Linked DNA regions of Homo sapiens: region 2 is linked to region 1. Evidence: chromatin loops called from intact Hi-C (ENCODE). Cell type or tissue: spleen. All regions are shown on one strand.

Evidence for each region. A loop is a pair of places that touch in the nucleus more often than their neighbours do. Peaks named below come from ENCODE experiments on the same cell type or tissue, not always from the same donor. Only the 100,000 strongest peaks of a DNase experiment are listed, where the experiment ranks them.
Region 2: a loop joins it to region 1, with 4 times the contacts of the local background. A loop is called at or near these places in 66 of 110 quality-filtered maps.

Annotation. Positions count from the first base shown.
Region 1 is chr11:5,012,307-5,017,306 of GRCh38, forward strand. It overlaps the pseudogene OR51P1P. Among named protein-coding and RNA genes, the nearest start is that of OR51L1, 20 kb to the left of the region's middle. In spleen, no CTCF peak of the experiment used is centred here; no DNase peak of the experiment used is centred here.
Region 2 is chr11:4,642,324-4,647,323 of GRCh38, forward strand. OR51D1 (olfactory receptor family 51 subfamily D member 1) reads left to right here. Exons shown (of 2, transcript NM_001004751.3): 2 at 1-737. It overlaps OR51E1 (olfactory receptor family 51 subfamily E member 1), which reads left to right and starts at 1,659. Exons shown (of 2, transcript NM_152430.4): 1 at 1,659-1,707. In spleen, no CTCF peak of the experiment used is centred here; no DNase peak of the experiment used is centred here; H3K27me3 peaks cover 1,661 bases.

The sequences.
Region 1 (5,000 bases):
TGTAATGTTAAAACTGATGAAGTTGATGATCATAAAGTTGATGATGATTTGAGTGCCTCCTGTATCTTGCTGTTACATATAGCATACACACTTAACAATATTAAGAGGGAAAAAAGGAATCTTAATTTTAGCCCTCTGTCCACTAGTTTGTATAAGATAATTCTTAAGAGAAGCCATGAGAGGTAATATCTTCACATGTGATAACTTGGGCACTCCAGACAGCCCCTGCTTTTGCATCACTGCTGTGTTTGGCTGATATGCCTAAGAGCATGGCTACTTCAGCATCTTAATTAACAATTTGCTTCCATTAAGTCCAAAGTATCTCCTAAATCTTAGATATTGTTCCAGGCGCTTTACATACGTTTGCTAGAATCTCTTAAGTATTATATAAAGTAATACAATTGCCAGTTTGTTTATACTCAAAGGGGTTTAGTAACCTGTCCAAATAGGTAGTAAATAACAGTTGTCATCTGACTTTCTCTGAATCTAGAGATGTAGCTACTGAGAGTTGAGTGCCTGTGTCTACACAGAGAAGTCAGATTATGACTACCCTAAGCCAGGCACTTTCATAAAAATAAATGGGGAAGAGTTATTTAAGAGGGAAGACCTGGCATGCCTAGGCAAGATAGAGACGCTGAAGACCACTGAAAGATTTGATGGTGGGTATCAAGAAAGAAAAAATAATTACGTGAGAGTGCCAAAGTGATGACATAGTTAGCATTCAATGATGAAGCAGACCAGAAGTTTATAACATATAAATCTGGGAAAGTGAAGGAGGTGTATAAAGACTGTTATTTTCTATAACTAGTATAGTATATAAATCACTAAATGTAGGATGAGAATATGTAAAATAACTCTCCTCTGTTCTTCATTTTGTATCTGCTCATCAAAAGTATACCAGATTGCACAATACTTGTCATCTCTGTAGAATGATACAGAATTAGTTATTTTATAATTAATTATGTCTATTAGGGGAAACAATGAAGTGTGATTGTATTTGTGGAGAAGGGTAGTTTGGAAAATGGATCATGTAAATTTTGGAAAAACTTTGAAATCAAATACGCTAGATAAACATTTTCTTGATGTTTTGTGCCCAGAGTAACTGGAATGGGGTGGCCATTATGAAGCTAAGTAGCAGGTCTCTAGGGCTTTGGCTGTAATGCCTATCTTCTCCAGTTCATGGTGATATCTGCCTATTTCCTACAGCTCATCTGATGTATTGTGGTAACTGAGCCCTGAGCACATAAATCTTTTATTCTCTTTCTATAACTTGGCATTGTGTTCTTTCTTTGTTTTTATAGAAAAACTTATCACTATCTCTTCCACACACCTCAAATTTATCATAACCAAACAGGAATTATCTGGCCCACTGGCTTCACCAAATTTCTAGGCAGGTCTTTGTTTGTTTTAATAAATGACAGGAAAAAGATTATCAAATAAATAAACCTATTCTGGATTTCTTTCTTTTTCTCACTCTTACCATATGATGATCCACATTACGGATGTTATTTTTTCTTCCCATGTAAATTTCATACCTATTCATTCCTCATAATACCCACTGTTAGATTTCACTTTCATCCACTTCTTTTAATGACTACAATAGTCTCCTAACAGGTTTACCTACCTTCTCTCTTGTCAGCCTTTAGACCACTGTTAACATTGATTGTATGTTGACATACATATATTATAAATCTGGTCAAGTTGTTTATTGTTACAATTAGGGCCTTGTGTCCTCTAAGATTATATCCGTGCTTCTCATATTTACACACAAGTTCCTTCAGAAATTCGGGTTCATTTCTTTTTAACCTTAGCTTCAAGAACCATATGAAGAGCCATCTATCCTATAGCTTTACTCAATTGTAGCTACTTACATTTGTAATACTCTCCAATGCCTTACTGTATTTACATGGATTTTAATCAGTACAGGATGTACATCACAGCCCTTTTATACCATCCCCCTAGTATTTGTCATTTGAGACCTAATTTAAGAATCTCCTTCAGTAAATCTTCCCTGACCTGCCTGGATGGGGTTAGTTGTCTCTTCTGTGTTTTAAATCATGTTTTTTTTTAAATATCAACTTCAAAATGTTTAACTTTTAATTTTAACTTTAGCTGTCTGTCCACTAGTTTGTACATATTTGATGGCATTTCTTATATATTTCTCTATTTTTTAACACTACCAGATTTCCTTTAATAAAATATGTTTTCATATTCAGTGGCGTGCACCTGTAGTTCTAGCTACTCAGAAGGCTGAGTTGGGAGGATTGCTTGAGAACAGGAGTTCGATGCTAGCCTGGGCAACATAGCAAGATCTCATCTCTAAAAAAATAATCTTGTAATCCAAGCACTTTGGAAGGCTGAGGTGGGGGGATCACGAAGCCAAGGGATTGAGACCATCCTGGCCAACATGGTGAAACATTGTCTCTACTAAAAATATAAAAATTAGCTAGGCATGGTGGCGCACGTCTATAGTCCCAGCTAGTCAGGAGGCTAAGGCAGGAGAATCACTTGAACCCCAGAGGTGGAGGTGACAGTGAGCCGAGATCACATCACTGCGCTCTAGCCTGGTGACAGAACGAGACTCCATCTAAAAAAACAAACAAACAAACAAACAAAAAACTCAATAAATGCAGTGAAGAAAACTAAATTAATCGGTAAAATAATAAATAACCGGTGGGGTAATTAAATATAATGAGCACAGACACGATCAAAATCATTAAACACAGAGCAGCATAAGTTAAAGTATTGTTTCTTGCTACAATTTTGACTTTTACCCTAATTTTCCATATTCTTGTTTCCTCACCTAGACTCTAGGTTCATCCATTAGCACAATGTCTGTCTTCAATACTTCTGCCTTATACCCTCGCTTCCTCCTAACGGGCCTCTCAGGCCTTGAAAGCAGATATGACTTGATTTCCCTGCCCATCTTCTTGGTTTATGCCACCTCAATTGCCGGGAACATTAGCATCCTCTTCATTATCAGAACTGAGTCTTCCCTCCACCAACCGATGTATTACTTTCTGTCAATGCTGGCATTCACTGACCTGGGCCTATCTAACACTACCTTACCTACCATGTTCAGTGTCTTCTGGTTCCATGCCCGGGAGATCTCCTTCAATGCTTGTCTGGTCCAAATGTACTTCATTCATGTTTTCTCGATTATTGAGTCAGCTGTACTCCTGGCTATGGCCTTTGACTGCTTTATAGCAATCTGAGAACCCTTGCGCTATGCAGCCATCCTAACCAATGATGTAATCATTGGGATTGGGTTGGCAATTGCTGGAAGGGCCTTGGCTCTGGTCTTTCCAGCTTCTTTCCTCTTGAAGAGGCTTCAATATCATGATGTCAATATTCTGTCCTACCCCTTCTGCCTGCACCAGGACCTCATAAAGACGACTGTATCCAACTGTCGAGTCAGCAGCATCTATGGCCTCATGGTGGTCATCTGTTCCATGGGACTTGATTCAGTGCTTCTCCTCCTCTCCTATGTCCTCATCCTGGGCACAGTGTTGAGTATAGCCTCCAAGGCAGAGAGAGTGAGAGCCCTCAATACTTGCATCTCCCACATCTGTGCTGTACTCACCTTCTATACACCAATGATTGGGCTATCTATGATCCATCGCTATGGACAGAATGCTTCCTCAATTGTCCATGTGCTGATGGCCAATGTCTACTTGCTGGTTCCACCTCTCATGAACCCCGTTGTCTACAGTGTTAAGACCAAGCAGATTCGTGACAGAATCTTCAATAAATTCAAGAAACATGAAGTGTAGATGACAGAGATTCTGAAACATAACTTTCCCTCCATTCCCCATATATTTGTGAGAAGATTTCATATAATGTTGAATTTTAAATTCACATGTTACCAATGATATTTTGACTTTAAGATACTAGACCTAAACCTAAATAATTATAAATCTGTATATTTTCCAATATAGAGAATAAAAGTGTGGTTCTATTTTACGGTGAAGTTATTCATTGTACACTGTGAAGGTCCTCAATATATCTGAGAAAGATTTAGATTTCAAAAGTTTTCCTATGCCTTTTAACCTAATATAAAAAAATTTAAATGCAAGTTGTGATCCTCTGTTCAGGGAAAAAAAATATTTCCAGCAGGAGAACCTCATACCAAAAAGAGATGATGAACGAATAAAACTTAGCAGACTTTTAGAAGTGTAGAATAAAGAAACGTTGGACCAAATTAATTGGACCGATTGGAATAAAGCAGAAACAGTGATGATTTTGTATGTAGGAATCTACAGAGGGCTTTCTATGAGGAGTAGAGAACCTATGAGATCTAGACTGCTGTCTATTTTTTCTACCTGGGTTTTCAGTACATTTCTCAATTATTTATGACAGTCTCAAGTCATTCTACACCTTAAAATGTGTTCCTTATAAGCTGAGCAAGAAGGAATACAGTTTATTTCCCATGTTCCTGTACACACACTGTCCTGATCATCCTTTTCTGTGTTCCCAATGGCATTCTGCACTGAAATGCTTAACATGTTTTTTAGAGATTATAGTCTTCATCTTTAATTATAAGATTCATATAGATACAGATTTTAATTACTAGAAAATTCTGAGATGTTATGCTAAGAAGGCTTTGTTTTCAATTAAAATGATCAGCTGAAATATCCGTTTTTAATTTATATAGCACAAGAAAGTATCCTCAAAGAATTGTATATACTCTTTAGTTCAACTTCATCACCTCCCTCTCAAACCTGAATCTGCTGTGGTCTGATTTTCATCTTCATGATTCCACTGATTTGCAGTTTATGATGTTTCTAGTGCTCTACTTTTTACTAAATTCAACATTCACATCTTGATTAAGCTTCCATTTTCCTTTGCATTATTAACCATGCTTTTCTTTTAAAGTAACCTTATTTTCAGTTGTTTTACATTTACAGAAAAAGTTAAATATGGTACAGAGTTCTCAAATATCCTGCACTCAATTTCCCCTATTGTTACCATCTTACATCAGTAGAATACACTTTTGACAA
Region 2 (5,000 bases), 370 kb before region 1:
CCTCACCTCTCCCTTCCCTTTTTGGCTTATCTGCCAAACATGTATAAAAGTCCTTGGTTCCCCATCTCTACTAAAAATACAACAATTAGCCGGGTGTGATGGCGCGTGCCTGTAGTCCCAGCTAGTTGGGAGGCTGAGGCAGGAGAAACGCTTGAGCCCGCAAGGTGGAGGTTGCAGTGAGCCGAGATCATGCCACTGCACTCCAGCCTGGTGACAGAGCAAGACTCTGTGTCAAAAAAAAAAAAAAAAAAAAAGCCTTGGTTGTAGGGAGTTTCTCCTAATCCCTCTGGGAAAGCAAGGGTGGAGGGGAAGCCAGTCAATCTCCCTTCTGTTGCCGCATGGAAACTCCCTTAAGGCAGGAAGCTGAAAAAACTGTAGCATTCACCTCATTATTCACCTTGTCTCATGTCTCACTGTCCTTCCACATGTCTCATTGTTACTCCATATTGGATGGAAGTAGAAGTCCCTTTGGTATTTTTTAAAGTCTTTGCCATGTCTAAGTTAATGAGGTTAATGGAGGCAGCAGAGATGGCTCCAGGGTTCTGATAGCAAGTGTCAGGCTGCGTGCTCTGTAGGCACCAGAAACTGTTGTCACCAGTAATTTTGATGTGGTCTGAGTTAGAATGGTCTGATTTGCCATGATCTATTTAACATAGCTTGATTTAGCGTGTCCTGTGTTCTGAATTTAAAACTCACAGTTGTGAAACTGATCAGTAAAAAATAAGGGGAGACCAACTAAAAACCATGTTGTTCTATTTATAGATGTAGTTTTTACTTATTTCAAAATACGAGGTATTTAGTTTTACATTCAAATTGTTCTCTAACTCTCTAAAATGTTCTCTGACTATTTTTGCCCTTAAGGGAGAAACCAGATGTCATTGGTCTTACGTGGCTGGTGTTGGGGGTGGGGAGGGTTAAAGAAACCACGTTCTCTGTCCTCAGCCAGAAGTTCAGTAATCCAAGGCCAGAGAGTGGACGGCAGAGGCACTGTCCCTGGGGACCTTGGTTATAAGTTATCCAGACACAGGGACCAGAGCCTGGGAGACAAAAAAAGATGTAGCCCTAGGGCTTTGGGAAAAGGAGGATGGACCCAGTGAATTCCACGCTTAGCAAGGACCTAAACAGTGTCCCCCAAATGAGAGAAGGGAGGACAGAAAGAACACTTCAGGATGGAAATGGGCTGACACTTAACCGTGGAGTGTCTCTGCAAACTTCCTTTGCCATTCTCCTGTTTGAGTTTGATAAACCTGAGAAGAGACTTGGATAAAGACCGTCACGAAGACTACACTAATGAGTTTCTTCTAGCTTTTTTCTACTCACTTTCCCTATCTATCCTTCACATTGGGAGTTGGCATGAGGATCCCAGCAGCCCATCAGGGGAGGACTCTAGAGATCCCTTTCCCCATTGCCTCTCCTCCCCATACCCCCAGGCATATCCTCCCAGGGCACGGAAGCTGAGAAGCAGTCCAGAACCACAGTGGGCTAGTGAGGGGTACCTGCTGATGTACCCTTTGGACAGCATTCTGCCCCACCCTGCAGGAAGAAGCAGAAGGAGGGAGAGGGTGAGGCAGAGAATAAATAACCCTGACCAGGGAGGTCCAAGGGAGTAGGCGGAGACAGAGAGGCTGTATTTCAGTGCAGCCTGCCAGACCTCTTCTGGAGGAAGACTGGACAAAGGGGGTCACACATTCCTTCCATACGGTTGAGGTGAGTGCAGGAGGCCAGGGGCATGTCCAGGTGCATGGGTTACTTGCAGCTAGGGGTCTCCTGTTAGACTTGCTGAGTGCATGAGAAGCCAGGCTGTGAAGAACCAGAAGTGGGAGATGTGTAGGAAGCCCCTGACTCAAAGGACAGGCAGCCTTAGTGATCTCTAGGTTTGTGTGCTGAACAGAAAGCATGTGGGTGCTGGAGGTAGCCTAAGGGTAGTTTTCAAGCAGTTTTTCAGTGATTAGTTTACTAGTATGCCCATCTGGAGGCTGGCAGGGGCTGATGTGAATGAGGACAGAGGACAGAGGACAGGCTGGGCTGGGGTTAGACTGGGGCTGCATTGGGGTTGGGTCGGGGTTTGGTGTGTGAACAGGGTGAACGTGGTTGAAGCTCAGTCTATGACTGGGGATGAGGCTGCAGCTGGGGTGGAAGTGGGGCTCTGAGTGAGGTTGGTTTCACTGTATGCTGTACATCAGGAGTCAGGCTGTGGCTGAGACTGGGACTTAGTAATCTTCCTGGGGCTCCGATCTCAGCTTGGTCTGTGTCTAGGATCAGGATTCAGTCTTCAGCCCATTTAAAAAGTAGATTAGTGTCCACACGGCAACACCCCTTGCCTTGTACTCTTTACCCTAGCTACACTAAGTCACTTTCAGCTTTCCAAACAAGGTCTGTTCTCTTTCTCTCTGGCTCTTTGTATTAGCCAGGATGTATTTTTAAAAACAAACTAGATAAGTTCTGTTGCTGAAATTCCCCCAAGTCACTCAGAATTAAACCAAAGCTCCTTGCCATACCCTGCAAGACCCTGTTACCTGATGAGGTCCTTGCCTTCCTCCCGCCTCATCTTCTCAAACTCTGTTGTGCTCTTGATGCTCTGGCCACCTTGACCTTCCTTTTGTTCCATGAATCCCCCAATATCATTCTTGCTGGGGGACGCTTTTCTCTTGCTGTCTCCCACAGTTGGAATGCACTTTCCCTGGATCTTAGAATGGCTGGTGTTTTCTCATCACATGTCACATCCTTAAGAGAGGCTTTTTCTGACCCCTGTCTCCAGTATGAGTGTCCTGCACCCATCTTCCTCTGTCCTATCACTCTTTCTTTCGTGCCCTTATCTTCAACTGAAATTTTATTTGTTTACTTCTCATTATTGGCCTCGTGTTATATGAGCTCCATAAAAGCCATCATCTTGTCTGATTTATCTACTGTTTCATCTCCAGTTTTTGACACTCAATATGTTTTTGTTGTCTAACCGAATGCTGCTGTGCCCCACCCCATTAACTGCCTGTGTCACTGCCCCATTACCTGCCTGCAGCAGGTCCCGCCACTGCCATGGCTTAAATGTCACCTCCTCAGGGAAGCCCTTGGAACCTAAAAAGCTTGCTGAGCTATTGTTGTCTTTGCTTCTGAGGCCCTTTTGCTTCCCCTTGTCCCAGAATTTATCATAATGTGCTGTGATGGCTGCATATTTGTCTCAATTTCTCCCCATCCTTGGAAGGCTGGAACGATATCTCTGGTACTCAGTGGAGTCTGGCACAGAAGTCCGTCAATGATTATTGAAAAAATGAGTACACTGATCAAAATCCCACTTTGGGCATTTCCCTTGCCTTACATTTGCTTGCAGCCAGAATAGCTCTACAGGGAACTGGTAACTAGGTGCAGCTTTGCAGATCTTTAGAACACTTATCTGGTCCTACTCAGGAAGTGGAGGAGCAGAGACCTGAAACCTAGGAACTCTGCCTAGGGGTGATTTTAGGTGGTCAGGCTGACTTGAGTGACCAGGGTGGGGTGAGGGCTCACTTGGCTTTTTGGGAGTTAGAAGTTGCTCTCTCTCATCTTTCCATTTTCATCTTGGCCATTTTAAGAAGAGTGACCAACACCTTGCAAGGGTTCATCTGCTTTATTAAATACAAGCAAGGTGTGGGGCACAGTGGATGCAGATAATTTGAGTGGAAGTCATGCTGGGGCTACTACCCTCACTAAGTGTTAGGGAAGGGACTCTATTTAAGAATCAAGTGACAAGCTCCTCCAGTCCTTGCCAGCCACAGCATTGCCCCTGAGGTCTGCCTTCCCTCTCTGTGCCTGGGATGAGGAGCCAGAGGCTCCCAGGTATGTCTGGGCTTCTCTCCAGGGACATTCTTTTCTAAATATTCCCAGAGGCTGACAGCAGCGCCAGAGGCCCTCACTCCATTGCTCTGGGCATGAAACATTCTGTGTGTTTAGCCCAGATAGTGACACTGACAATGAATCTCCTCCTGGTTCTCCTTCCACACTGAACCTAAGTGGGGAGAGCTGGTCATGTGTCCTGAGTCCGAGAGGGGCCCCTGGACTCATGGGTCATCAGTGTTGGATTCCTGAGAGATTAATATTGAAATAGTGCTTACAAAGCGAAGTCCCTTCTTAAGGAGACATGGGGAGGGGTAGGGCAGTAGCTTGGCCTACTGTAAAGCAATGGATTTAGCACTAAGGGCTCTAACTAACCCTCAACATCCTTATCTGTCAAATGGGATTAATGATATCTGCTTGACAGGTGGATGAGAGGCTCTAATTAGATAATAAGGAAATACGTGGTAGAGGACAAGCCTTTTAATCTCCATTGTGGGGCCTACCCACCTCACAGCCTTTGGAGTTAGGGCTGAAAGAGGAGGTGAGTGTCCCAAGTTCCAGTGCAGAAGAGTCTTCTTTGCAGCCCTCTTGGTTTCCCTTCTAAGAGTATACCCAGGGCAGCTGTGCTACTTACCAAGCCCTTCTTATACCTTGCCTTTTGGGTGGATTTTATTAGCTTTCAGAAGGTGCAGCAAAATTAAAGGCAGCCTAGAATGAGGGAAAGTGTATAGGCCTTGGTATGAGACTATCTAGGTTAAGTTTCTGCATTACCAGTCACCTGTTAAACTTTGGTTATGTTATTTAATGTCTTGGAGCCTCAGTTTTCTCACCCATAATATAGAAAGGATCCATAGTATTCACCCATAATATAGAGAGGATCCATGGTGCAGCAAGAAGGGATGTTGATGACTTTGGCCCCTTTGCCTGAAGTTCTAGGTTAAATCGGTTTCTCTGCCTTAAACTTTCCCTCCCAGCAGATTGAATTAAACACCCTCACCTTCTGCAGAGCTGTTCCCAGATTAGAGATAATATTTATACAGATGGCACTGTATAGTTTCTGTCATTTTGTAGGTGCTCAATAATCTATGTTCATATTATAAAAACAACAAAATCAGGGTTAAAGGTGACCTCATTGTTCTCTTGGGTCAGAAGAGATAGGGCTAATAGGCTAATGGTACACCTTTGGAGTACCA